Linked DNA regions of Homo sapiens: regions 1 and 2 are each linked to region 3. Evidence: chromatin contacts called from ENCODE Hi-C or POLR2A ChIA-PET data. All regions are on one chromosome and are shown on one strand. Each heading gives the region's core, a stretch centred on a gene start or an enhancer-like site at or near the end of the contact. The rest is flanking DNA. Distances are from core to core; before and after follow the strand shown. Region 1 holds the start of VEGFC (vascular endothelial growth factor C). Region 2 overlaps LOC124900817 (a long non-coding RNA gene). Region 3 holds the start of NEIL3 (nei like DNA glycosylase 3).

Region 1 (3,250 bases), core at 151-2,650, 520 kb after region 3:
AAAGGCATACTGTCCATTCTGCATGCTCATTACAGCACTAAGTACCGAGCCATGTTCTCAACCGCATACTTCATGAACATGGAAAGCTAACAGTATGGTTAAGGGGGGAAACTGGAACTGTCATCTTGGGGAATAAAAGGGATATTTAGCCAGGAGTAAAGTTAGCTTAGGGAGACCATGATAAATATTTTCAAAATATTTGAAGGACTCAGTTGTGGAAGTGAGATTAGATTTATTGTGTAAAACTCCAGGAGTCAAAAGCAATAGAGAGATAGAAGGAAATGCTTTTCAGCAGTGTTGCTCATCAATAAAGGGAGTGAACAGCCACACAGAATGGAAGGTTCCCTGTCCTTTGAGATATTTAAGCCTTCAAGTAAATTATGGGTGAGGAGTTTCAAATCTAGAGTTGAACCAGATAAGAAAGTCTCTTCTTCCGGTAAGATATTATGGACCTATAACATCTGTGTACTTAAAAGTAGATTGGGAGTGAAAGGCAGACTTTTGATGTTCTGTACACTGTTGAAACCCCTTAGCGTGGTCCTCTGTAACCTGCTCACCCTGCCCCAAGGAGGCAGCTAGCCAATGCCACCAGCCCAACGGAAACCCCAGTGCTTTTCCAATGGGGAAATGCAGTCACTTTTCTTTGGATGCTACACATCCTTTCTGGAATATGTCTCACACACATCTCTCTTTATCACCCCCTTTTTCAAGTAAACCAACTTCTTGCAGAAGCTGACAATGTGTCTCTTTACTCTCCACGAAGATTCTGGCCCTTCTCTTCACCTGTCAGAAGTTTAGGATTCCAAAGGGATCATTAGCATCCATCCCAACAGCCTGCACTGCATCCTGAGAACTGCGGTTCTTGGATCATCAGGCAACTTTCAACTACACAGACCAAGGGAGAGAGGGGACCCCTCCGAGGTCCCATAGGGTTCTCTGACATAGTGATGACCTTTTCTTGGAACTTTTACAACCCCCAGGACATTTCCAAACTTTGAGCAGGGCTCTGGGGGCCAGGCGTGCGGGAGGGAGGACAAGAACTCGGGAGTGGCCGAGGATAAAGCGGGGGCTCCCTCCACCCCACGGTGCCCAGTTTCTCCCCGCTGCACGTGGTCCAGGGTGGTCGCATCACCTCTAAAGCCGGTCCCGCCAACCGCCAGCCCCGGGACTGAACTTGCCCCTCCGGCCGCCCGCTCCCCGCAGGGGACAGGGGCGGGGAGGGAGAGATCCAGAGGGGGGCCGGGGGAGGTGGGGCCGCCGGGGAGGAGGCGAGGGAAACGGGGAGCTCCAGGGAGACGGCTTCCGAGGGAGAGTGAGAGGGGAGGGCAGCCCGGGCTCGGCACGCTCCCTCCCTCGGCCGCTTTCTCTCACATAAGCGCAGGCAGAGGGCGCGTCAGTCATGCCCTGCCCCTGCGCCCGCCGCCGCCGCCGCCGCCGCTCAGCCCGGCGCGCTCTGGAGGATCCTGCGCCGCGGCGCTCCCGGGCCCCGCCGCCGCCAGCCGCCCCGCCGCCCTCCTCCCGCCCCCGGCACCGCCGCCAGCGCCCCCGCCGCAGCGCCCGCGGCCCGGCTCCTCTCACTTCGGGGAAGGGGAGGGAGGAGGGGGACGAGGGCTCTGGCGGGTTTGGAGGGGCTGAACATCGCGGGGTGTTCTGGTGTCCCCCGCCCCGCCTCTCCAAAAAGCTACACCGACGCGGACCGCGGCGGCGTCCTCCCTCGCCCTCGCTTCACCTCGCGGGCTCCGAATGCGGGGAGCTCGGATGTCCGGTTTCCTGTGAGGCTTTTACCTGACACCCGCCGCCTTTCCCCGGCACTGGCTGGGAGGGCGCCCTGCAAAGTTGGGAACGCGGAGCCCCGGACCCGCTCCCGCCGCCTCCGGCTCGCCCAGGGGGGGTCGCCGGGAGGAGCCCGGGGGAGAGGGACCAGGAGGGGCCCGCGGCCTCGCAGGGGCGCCCGCGCCCCCACCCCTGCCCCCGCCAGCGGACCGGTCCCCCACCCCCGGTCCTTCCACCATGCACTTGCTGGGCTTCTTCTCTGTGGCGTGTTCTCTGCTCGCCGCTGCGCTGCTCCCGGGTCCTCGCGAGGCGCCCGCCGCCGCCGCCGCCTTCGAGTCCGGACTCGACCTCTCGGACGCGGAGCCCGACGCGGGCGAGGCCACGGTAGGTCTGCGTTAGGGTTTGCGGAGAACCCGAGAGTTTGCGTTAGGGTCTGCGGCGGACCCGAGAACCTGCGCGGGGGAAAGTGTGTGTGCTTTAAGCTTGTGTACGTGGGATCCAAAGTTACTGAGCTCAGTGCACGCTGCTTTGGAGAAAAATCTTCTTCTTTTTAAATAGAAAGTTGTTACTAGAGAGGCAAGCAAGTTACACGAGTGAAGGGCCCGGAGAGGTGCCCAGTGAGAGATCCCGAAATCTATTTCAGACTGGTTTCCTCTGGGGCAACCAAGGGGTCTTGAACCCTGCCCAGTCAGCGGGGCTCTGGAGAGTATGAGTTCATTTTGGTCGGGAAATGCTCGTTTCTTTCCCCAGCTGATTCATGGGACTCCAAACAGATTCTGGGACACTGGTGATCAGTCAACCCAGCCTTACTTTCCTGGAGTGTTCATAGTCTGCAGAGCACCAGGCGCTGTGAGCGACTTTAGAAAAAAAGTGTCAGGGACTTTAGTAACCAGGCTCCAGAGCTTTCAGAGTTCACTTGAAGTTGGTCAGACTTGAGATGTAACGGGAGATTAGAGTCAGTTAGATCACAATCAAGCAATGCAAGGCTTGTTTCAACTTTATAAGCTCTTCATTCCTAAAATCTGGTCATGAGATACTGCAAACTAAGTTTTTTTTTTTCTTGTTTGGGTTTTTTGTTTGTTTTGTTTTCTTTTAAATAAGAGGTGTTTAATCCTTTGCCTGAAAATGTTGCCAAAATACTTTTGAGGCATCCTGATTTTGAAAAAGGATTTGTGTGTGTTCCTACTTCTTACTGGCTCTTCCAAAAGAGTATATCTTTATCTAAAAAGTTCATACCTGCCATAACCATATAGAGTATGCTTAAGAGAGTTCCTAAAGAAGTTATATTCGACATTTCAGTTCAAACACTTGCAGTACCCCTTGCTGGAACTATACTGCGGTAGTTTATTTCAACTGGTGGCAAGTGGAGAGGTACCTGTGGTGTGTTACAGTCAACTTTAATTTGACTGTTGATTAACACATACACAATGTGTAGAAAATAGCCTTATATTTTGAAATATTTTATTTATATTTATAT
Region 2 (3,320 bases), core at 711-3,210, 810 kb after region 3:
CTTTCCTAAGGAAGAAAAGCATATGAGTGGAAGCAGAAGTAATTAAGAAATAGAAGTACATGTGGAGAAATAATTCGCATACGCTTTAGTTGGAAACTAAATGGCAAAACTCAAAGGCGTTTAATTTGATTTTAGCAAATTTTATTTTATGTCATTTTCTTAATCAGAAAAATTTGATACCTGGATATATAGTGTTATAAAAATCAAATTATGTAGCATAACCTAAGGCTTGGTGAACTCAGAGCGACTATTTTTCACATATATAGAAAACTGTTGCCTTTTTATGTATTGCAAATGTAGGTAGACAATTAAGTGTTCACCCCATGTATAGTTAGATTAGTTTGCTAAATTTAGTGTAAAATAATGTCACTTATTTGGAGATGATTGGGTTTTCCTGGTGGTAATTTTCAGTAAACTGTTAGACCAAGGTATAAGTCTAACCAGATGATTGGATTGACAGTGTTGAATCTCAGGCTTTTATTTTCTGGTAATGGTCTTGGAAATGAAGAATATTCCACAAATTCTGTCAGGAAAATTTGTAGCAGATTGATACCTTTACATGGCATGTTTTTATAATCATAGTCTCACACAGCTGCTATAAAAGTGAGGCAGCTCACCGTTTTATGTCTTTCTAGCCCATTTAAGCCATTTTCAAAACTCAAGTAACTGAATTTCATTCAAAATATACAATGTGTTACCAGAAAATCTTATTTATTCAGATATATTGTTGTATGACAACTTAGTAGGTGAGGATAGGCAAGCCTATATTTTCCATAAAAACCATTGAACAAAATAGAAAAGTAATTGATTTTTATTTTTGACTTTTACATTTAAGATAATTTATTTCACAGTCATTTAAGTTTTCATTGATACTTACCAGCTGAGAAAGCTGCCCCAAAGTAAGTGCTGCAAAGTTTTGCTACAGAAGTACTTCAATTAAATCCAACTAGACTTTATGGAGCAACTGTTTTGTGCTGAGCCCAGCGCAGGATACTCTGGAACAATACTAGAAAAATCACAAGCCTGGCTCCCACCCTCAAAGATTTGTTATCTAATTGGAAAGGCAAAAACATATATATGTAGCTGGGCATGGTGGCTCACACCTATAATCTCAGCACTTTGGGAGGCCGAGGTGGGCGGATCACCCGAGATCAGGAGTTCAAGACCAGCCTGGCCAACCTGGTGGAACCCCGTCTCTACTAAAAATACAAAAATTAGCTGGGTGTGGTGGTGGGTGTCTGTAATCCCAGCTACTCGAGTGGCTGAGGCAGGAGAATCGCTTGAACCCGGACAGCAGAGGTTGCAGTGAGCCACGATAGCCCCAGTGCAGTCCAGCCTAGGCAAAAATGAAATAAATTAAAAAATATATGTATATGTATACATATATATATGTGTGTGTGTGTGTGTGTGTGTGTGTGTGTGATTATATTTTATATGTTTTATGTATTCGGCACCACGTATGCTGCTGTAACATAAATTCATGTAATGCTATGCTTCAATGGAGGGTAAATGGACAGGAATTAATTTAAACCTGGGGGAATTGTTAACCGAAGAAAAGAGAGTTATGATTATTAAAAATATAAACCATAAAATAAAGTGCTCTATTTTTCAAAATTATAAGAGATTAGTCAAAACCAAAATAAAACTAGTCAAGAAAATGGCATGGCAGCTCCAGAAATTAAGAACATGCCACCAAAATAAATTTGTATATGTCAGCACATGAGGGTAAAATTATGGGTGTAATAAAATCATGCATTACTGATCTTGAGATGGGTAAATCTGAAAAATATATACGATCTTAACTATTAGGAGAAAGAAAGTTTATTGTGGAAAACAAAACACGGAGGATTGCATCATTTTACTATGCTATGATTTGCACTCATAAAACATGCTGAAAAAATGTTGCTTCTCTTAAAAATCCCTTTGTTTCCACCCACTAAGTAAGAATGTCATATTTCAGTGACTTTATTTGATGAGTCAGAATGAGATGTCCTATAAATGATTGTTTTTAGAAAAAGAGGCAAAAGAACACCCAGAGATCCTAGTTGTTTGGAGAATTGAAAAGATGTTATAGAAGGGAAAGAAATATATGGCCAAATACAGACTTATTAAATCAGAAAATTCAGAGTTTTCAACTTAGACTCATGGGTATAATAATAATAATGTCTATTATTATTCTCATATATATGATTCTAATATTCTATTACATATTTACTATTTTTTCTATAATATACAATTTATAAGATTTATGTCAGGAAATAATTTTAATGAATAATGAATTAATACATTTAATCCTAAATATTATTATATTAACATTGTATATTAATCTAGTTAATCAGTAATATATTATTTTATCATTATGAATGTATACTATCTACACTGTAACTCTCTGAGATAAGTCTTACACTTACCCCATTTACAGTGAGGGAATGAAGCCTAGAAATGAGAAGCGAAGTGCCCAAGGTTACACAGCTGGTGAGTGGTGGAGCTGGGATTGGAATCCAGGCAATCTGGCTCCAGAAAATGTGCTTTTAACACGTGCAGTCTCTCTCTCTGCACAGCAAACAGTCTCTGATAAAATGATCATTCTCACCAGCTTGCATCATGAAGTCAATGATACTCATGCCCTTCCTCTTACCGGAACTGTGGGCCCAACCCCGTTTATCACCAATTGACATCTATTTATTTTTCATATCTCAGGTCAAGTTTCATGTCAGGCATTCCCCAAACCCTGGTCTAAGCCTCTTTCCTCTGTTATATTTTACATAGTCAATTATTTTTCCTCAGAACACAGATCAGCTCATAGTAAGTCATGTGATCATTTGAATAATGTCTGTCTTCAACTCCAGATTCCATGATCCACTTGTGTAGCTCCTACCAACATAACTGTTACATAGTAGGAATCCCAAAGTATTTGTTCAATAAATCAATGGAAGAATAAATAAATAATACATAGATTAAACAGAGTAACTGAGCATACTTAAGTCCACTCATTCTTTAAAGTTTTGTAACTTTTCCAGGATGCTCTCTGTGGTTTCCCCAGTTGGAATCGATCATGTGGTCTCTCCTGAGCCCTCATTGCCCTTGTACCTGTATTTCCATTGTTCTCAGAGTCTGCTTTCTAGGACCTTTAATTCATCCATGTCCACCTCCCTTACAATAATATAAACCTCTGGAAGTCATGAGTGATGTCTTACTTGCCTTTCCGTTTTCCACAATGTCTACCTGGTATATTGAACACCAAAAATACTGAGATTTTTACTGAACTGAATTAGATAAGACTGAATTAGCATTACATGGTACCCTTCCTGTTTAATCTA
Region 3 (3,461 bases), core at 785-3,284:
TATATTCATGTCATATCCATTGCTTAGCCCTCCCATCATAGTGATTCTCTTGTCTTCATCTCCACCACCAGCACTTGACCCCAAATTTGTCACCTGGATTTCTGCAGTCGACTCCTAAATGAGAGGGCAGTGTCTACTCTGGCTTTCTTTCAGTCTTTTTCCTGTTCCAATCCCTGAGCTGCATGGCTTCTACTCACCCTGCACACCTCAGCTTTTTTTTTTTTTTTTTTTTTGAGACAGAGTTTCGCTCTTGTTGCCCAGGCTGGGGTGCAATAACGCGACCTCAGCTCACTGCAACCTCCACCTCCTGGATTCAAGCGATTCTCCTGCCTCAGCCTCCTGAGTAGCTGGGATTACAGGCATGCACCAGCATGCCTGACTAATTTTTTATTTTTGTAGGGATGGAATTTCTCCATATTGGTCAGGCTGGTGTTGAACTCCCAACCTCAGGCGATCTGCCCACCTCAGCATCCCAAAGTGCTGGGATTACAGGCATGAGCCACTGCACCCGGCCCACACCTCAGCTTTGCTACTTCCCTGGGGAAGCCTTCCCAGGTCTTCCTACAAGTCCTTAAAGAATCGTGTATCTCTCCTTCACAGAACTTATTAATTTATATTTCTTTAGGTGATTATTTAATGAATGTCTTTGTGTCTTCCCAACTGAAGTATAGGCTCCAAAAGAGGAAGTATTTGTTTTTGCTCCCCAGGTGTCTTGAGTATTCAAAATTTTATTGAATGAGTAATTTTCATAAATATTAATATTCTTAAGAAACCATCTAAAATCCATCTCTGTGGTACCCTGAAACGATTTTAGAAACACTATAACAATAATAAAAAAAAATAGGTACAGAGTACTTACTGGCATATCAAGTCAAAATAAACAAAAGGGCAATTGGAAGGAGATGTAAAACTTATTTTTTCCCAAGTTTGAAAATATATTTTCTTAGACTTAGAACCTCATTTCTTTCAAGTTGTAAGCATATGCTAATTTCATAGCAGGCAACTTTTTCTTCCAGGACCAAAGGCTATAAGAAGCTTTGCAGAAGAAATTGAAATACAGTGCAATATTGCATGTAGGCATGAAATACAATCATCCATACATCTAGAGGGCTTTTAAAACATGATGCCTTAATCAGAATATTTTTAGTACAAGTTCTGGCCAAATGAATACCACATCGTCTGCAATGAATGCCTGAGTGGCAAGAAGCTGTGCTAGTTTACTTTAAAAAGAAATAAATTCACTTAAGGGAACCAGAACTGGGTTTCATTGCCCCTTAATTAGATGGCAATATGAAGTTGAGTGAGAAGTTAGTGCTAAATTTTCTACGTGTAGTTTTAGAATTATATACTAGTTGTGATATACTTACCAATTGCAGATTAGCCAAGCAAGAAAGTAGAATTTTATGCTAAAAGCTTAAAATGGGACGAAGAAAACATATCAGAGGTAGCAGAGATTTGATAATATCAATAGTAAAAAATGCAGCTGTAGACATGGGAAACCATGTGTGTATCATAAAGAAGTTAAGTAAGGTGACTCGGATAAAACACCTTCACTGGATTCCCCTAGGGCATCTTGCTCCGGCAGCGTGAGCCCAGAACGCTAGCCCTCCTCTCCTGCGCAGGCGCGCTAGGACCGACTTCTCCCTACAGTAAAGTGACGATAAACTCTGTGAAAGGTGGGACCCCAGGAAACCTGGGCCAGAGCAAAGAGATGACACTTTAAATCCTGGAACCCTGATGGGGTCTTTATTCCATTTCCCCCCTGCTGACTGCATGGCCTGTTACAGGAGTAGCTCACCTGCGGGGAGACCACAACCGTGGAGGCTGCGAGCCGCAAGGCGCGGCCCTGCAGACTCCGCAGAGCGCTTCCCCGCACGCCGGTCACCGCCTGGCCCGGGAGCACCCGCGCGCGAATCTTCTCTCCATTCAGAGTACAGCCTGGTCCTTCCACCATCTCTGTGGCCGGCACTGTGGCCCACCGATTGCAGGGCCTGGTGAGAATACCGCTGTGCAACTCAACGCTGCGCGGGCACTGACCGCACGCAGAGGAAATTCAAATCTCGCGCGCGTCTGGCCCCGCCCAGGCCCCGCCCAAACAGCACCCTAGCTGTTGAGGTCGCTCCCTACGGCGCATGCGCTGTGGTTCACCCCCGCCCTAGGTCTTGCTGTGGGTTTATTAAGAAAACGCAAACGCGCGTGGGGCGGGGGGCGTGGAGGACAACTAACTAGGCTGAACTGTAAAAGCAGAAGAAATTGGGACTTGGAAAGCTCTGAATGTATTTTCTTTGCGTTAAAGTTTTGCCCTTGTCTTTGAGCTACTTAGTATACACACATTTTCTGATCTGGTCCTCTTAATCTGTCCTTGTCTGTGACAGGACAGATATGTCACAGACAATCTTGTTTTTGGCTCTGTTTTTGGCATGCTATATTCGGACGTGGGTGGGATAAGAGAAACGAAGAAGAGGGTTTTTGGAACAAACAGCAGAATATATTCTAGTGTCTATATTTAAAAACTCCATTATTAGATAGTTAAGTGAGCCCTACCTAAGTGCATGCATCCATTTTGTAAGGGGACGCCCCAAGATGAAAGCTATATGAAATTGCTTTGTTAAACGTAGAGGTTTATATAAATTTGAGGGTAATGCGTAGCTTTTCAAATTTACCCACAACCCTAACCAAAGATGCATGCATACATATAAATCTATGAAGTTTATGACTCCATATAGTTTTGTAAATTATAAAGTGTATTCTTTTTTGAAAACTGAAATACTACACATTAAAACAGAATGTCAATTTCTAAGTGATTTCATAAGCATAGCACTGTGCTGCCGTTAAACCACAAGAGCATATACACAGGTGGTTGCTGACTTAGGATGCCCCAGCGTAACAGTGTTTTGACTGTATGATGGTGCAAAAGTGACACACAGTAGAAACTGTACTTTGAGTACTCATATAGCCATTCTGTTTTTCATTTTCAGTACAGTAGTCAATAAATTATTCAACACTTTATTATAAAATATGCTTTGTGTTAGGTGATTTTTCCCAACTGTAGGCTAATGTAAGTGTTCTGAACACATTTAAGGAGGGCCTCGTGAAGCTATGATGTTTGGTAGGTTAGATATATTAAAGGCATTTTCGACTTACTGTATTTTCAGTTTACAACGGGTTTATCAGGACATAACCCCATCGTAAGTTGAGGAGCATCTGTATACTAGAGAGTTGAATTTGAATATACTGAAGACTTGATTGAAATTTTGAAAAGTATTAAATCTTTCCTTTGCAGGGAGAGATTAGTGATCAAAAGTTGGCTGGATCAATTTCAGGACTATTTGTACTTTACTCCCTTGTTCAATTCAATAATCTCTGTCCTTTGATGGAGAAAAGTCCTATATACCTTCTCCTCTTTCAGCGTTGTACTAGTTATTTATTGTTACCTCATCAATTATCCCATTTGTTATTTC

What was found. A loop is a pair of places that touch in the nucleus more often than their neighbours do. ChIA-PET counts read pairs that join two places held with the same protein, here RNA polymerase II (POLR2A). Pooled maps may share reads with other maps.
Region 1: a map of mammary epithelial cell shows a loop between it and region 3 (3-fold over the local background). The contact joins the promoter of VEGFC here to the promoter of NEIL3 in region 3. A Hi-C loop is called at or near these places in 2 of 168 maps with a recorded cell type or tissue (Calu3 and mammary epithelial cell) and 5 of 50 pooled maps. POLR2A ChIA-PET finds 5 or more read pairs at or near these places in 1 of 52 experiments (endothelial cell of umbilical vein).
Region 2: a loop to region 3 is called in a map with no recorded cell type, with 2.7 times the contacts of the local background. The contact joins the enhancer-like site here to the promoter of NEIL3 in region 3. A Hi-C loop is called at or near these places in 4 of 37 single-sample maps with no recorded cell type and 5 of 50 pooled maps.

The regions. Positions count from the first base shown.
Region 1 is chr4:176,791,072-176,794,321 of GRCh38, reverse strand. VEGFC (vascular endothelial growth factor C) reads left to right here and starts at 1,400. Exons shown (of 7, transcript NM_005429.5): 1 at 1,400-2,157. The coding sequence starts at 2,011.
Region 2 is chr4:176,498,316-176,501,635 of GRCh38, reverse strand. All of the region lies in intron 2 of LOC124900817 (a long non-coding RNA gene), which reads right to left. Among named protein-coding and RNA genes, the nearest start is that of HAFML, 150 kb to the left of the region's middle. Within about 2 kb of position 1,960, at least 2 of the 41 ENCODE cell types and tissues checked have a DNase peak (open chromatin) inside an H3K27ac peak, as active enhancers do.
Region 3 is chr4:177,308,447-177,311,907 of GRCh38, reverse strand. NEIL3 (nei like DNA glycosylase 3) reads right to left here and starts at 2,034. Exons shown (of 10, transcript NM_018248.3): 1 at 1,799-2,034. The coding sequence starts at 1,954. RefSeq lists an enhancer at 1,864-1,953 and a silencer at 2,034-2,153.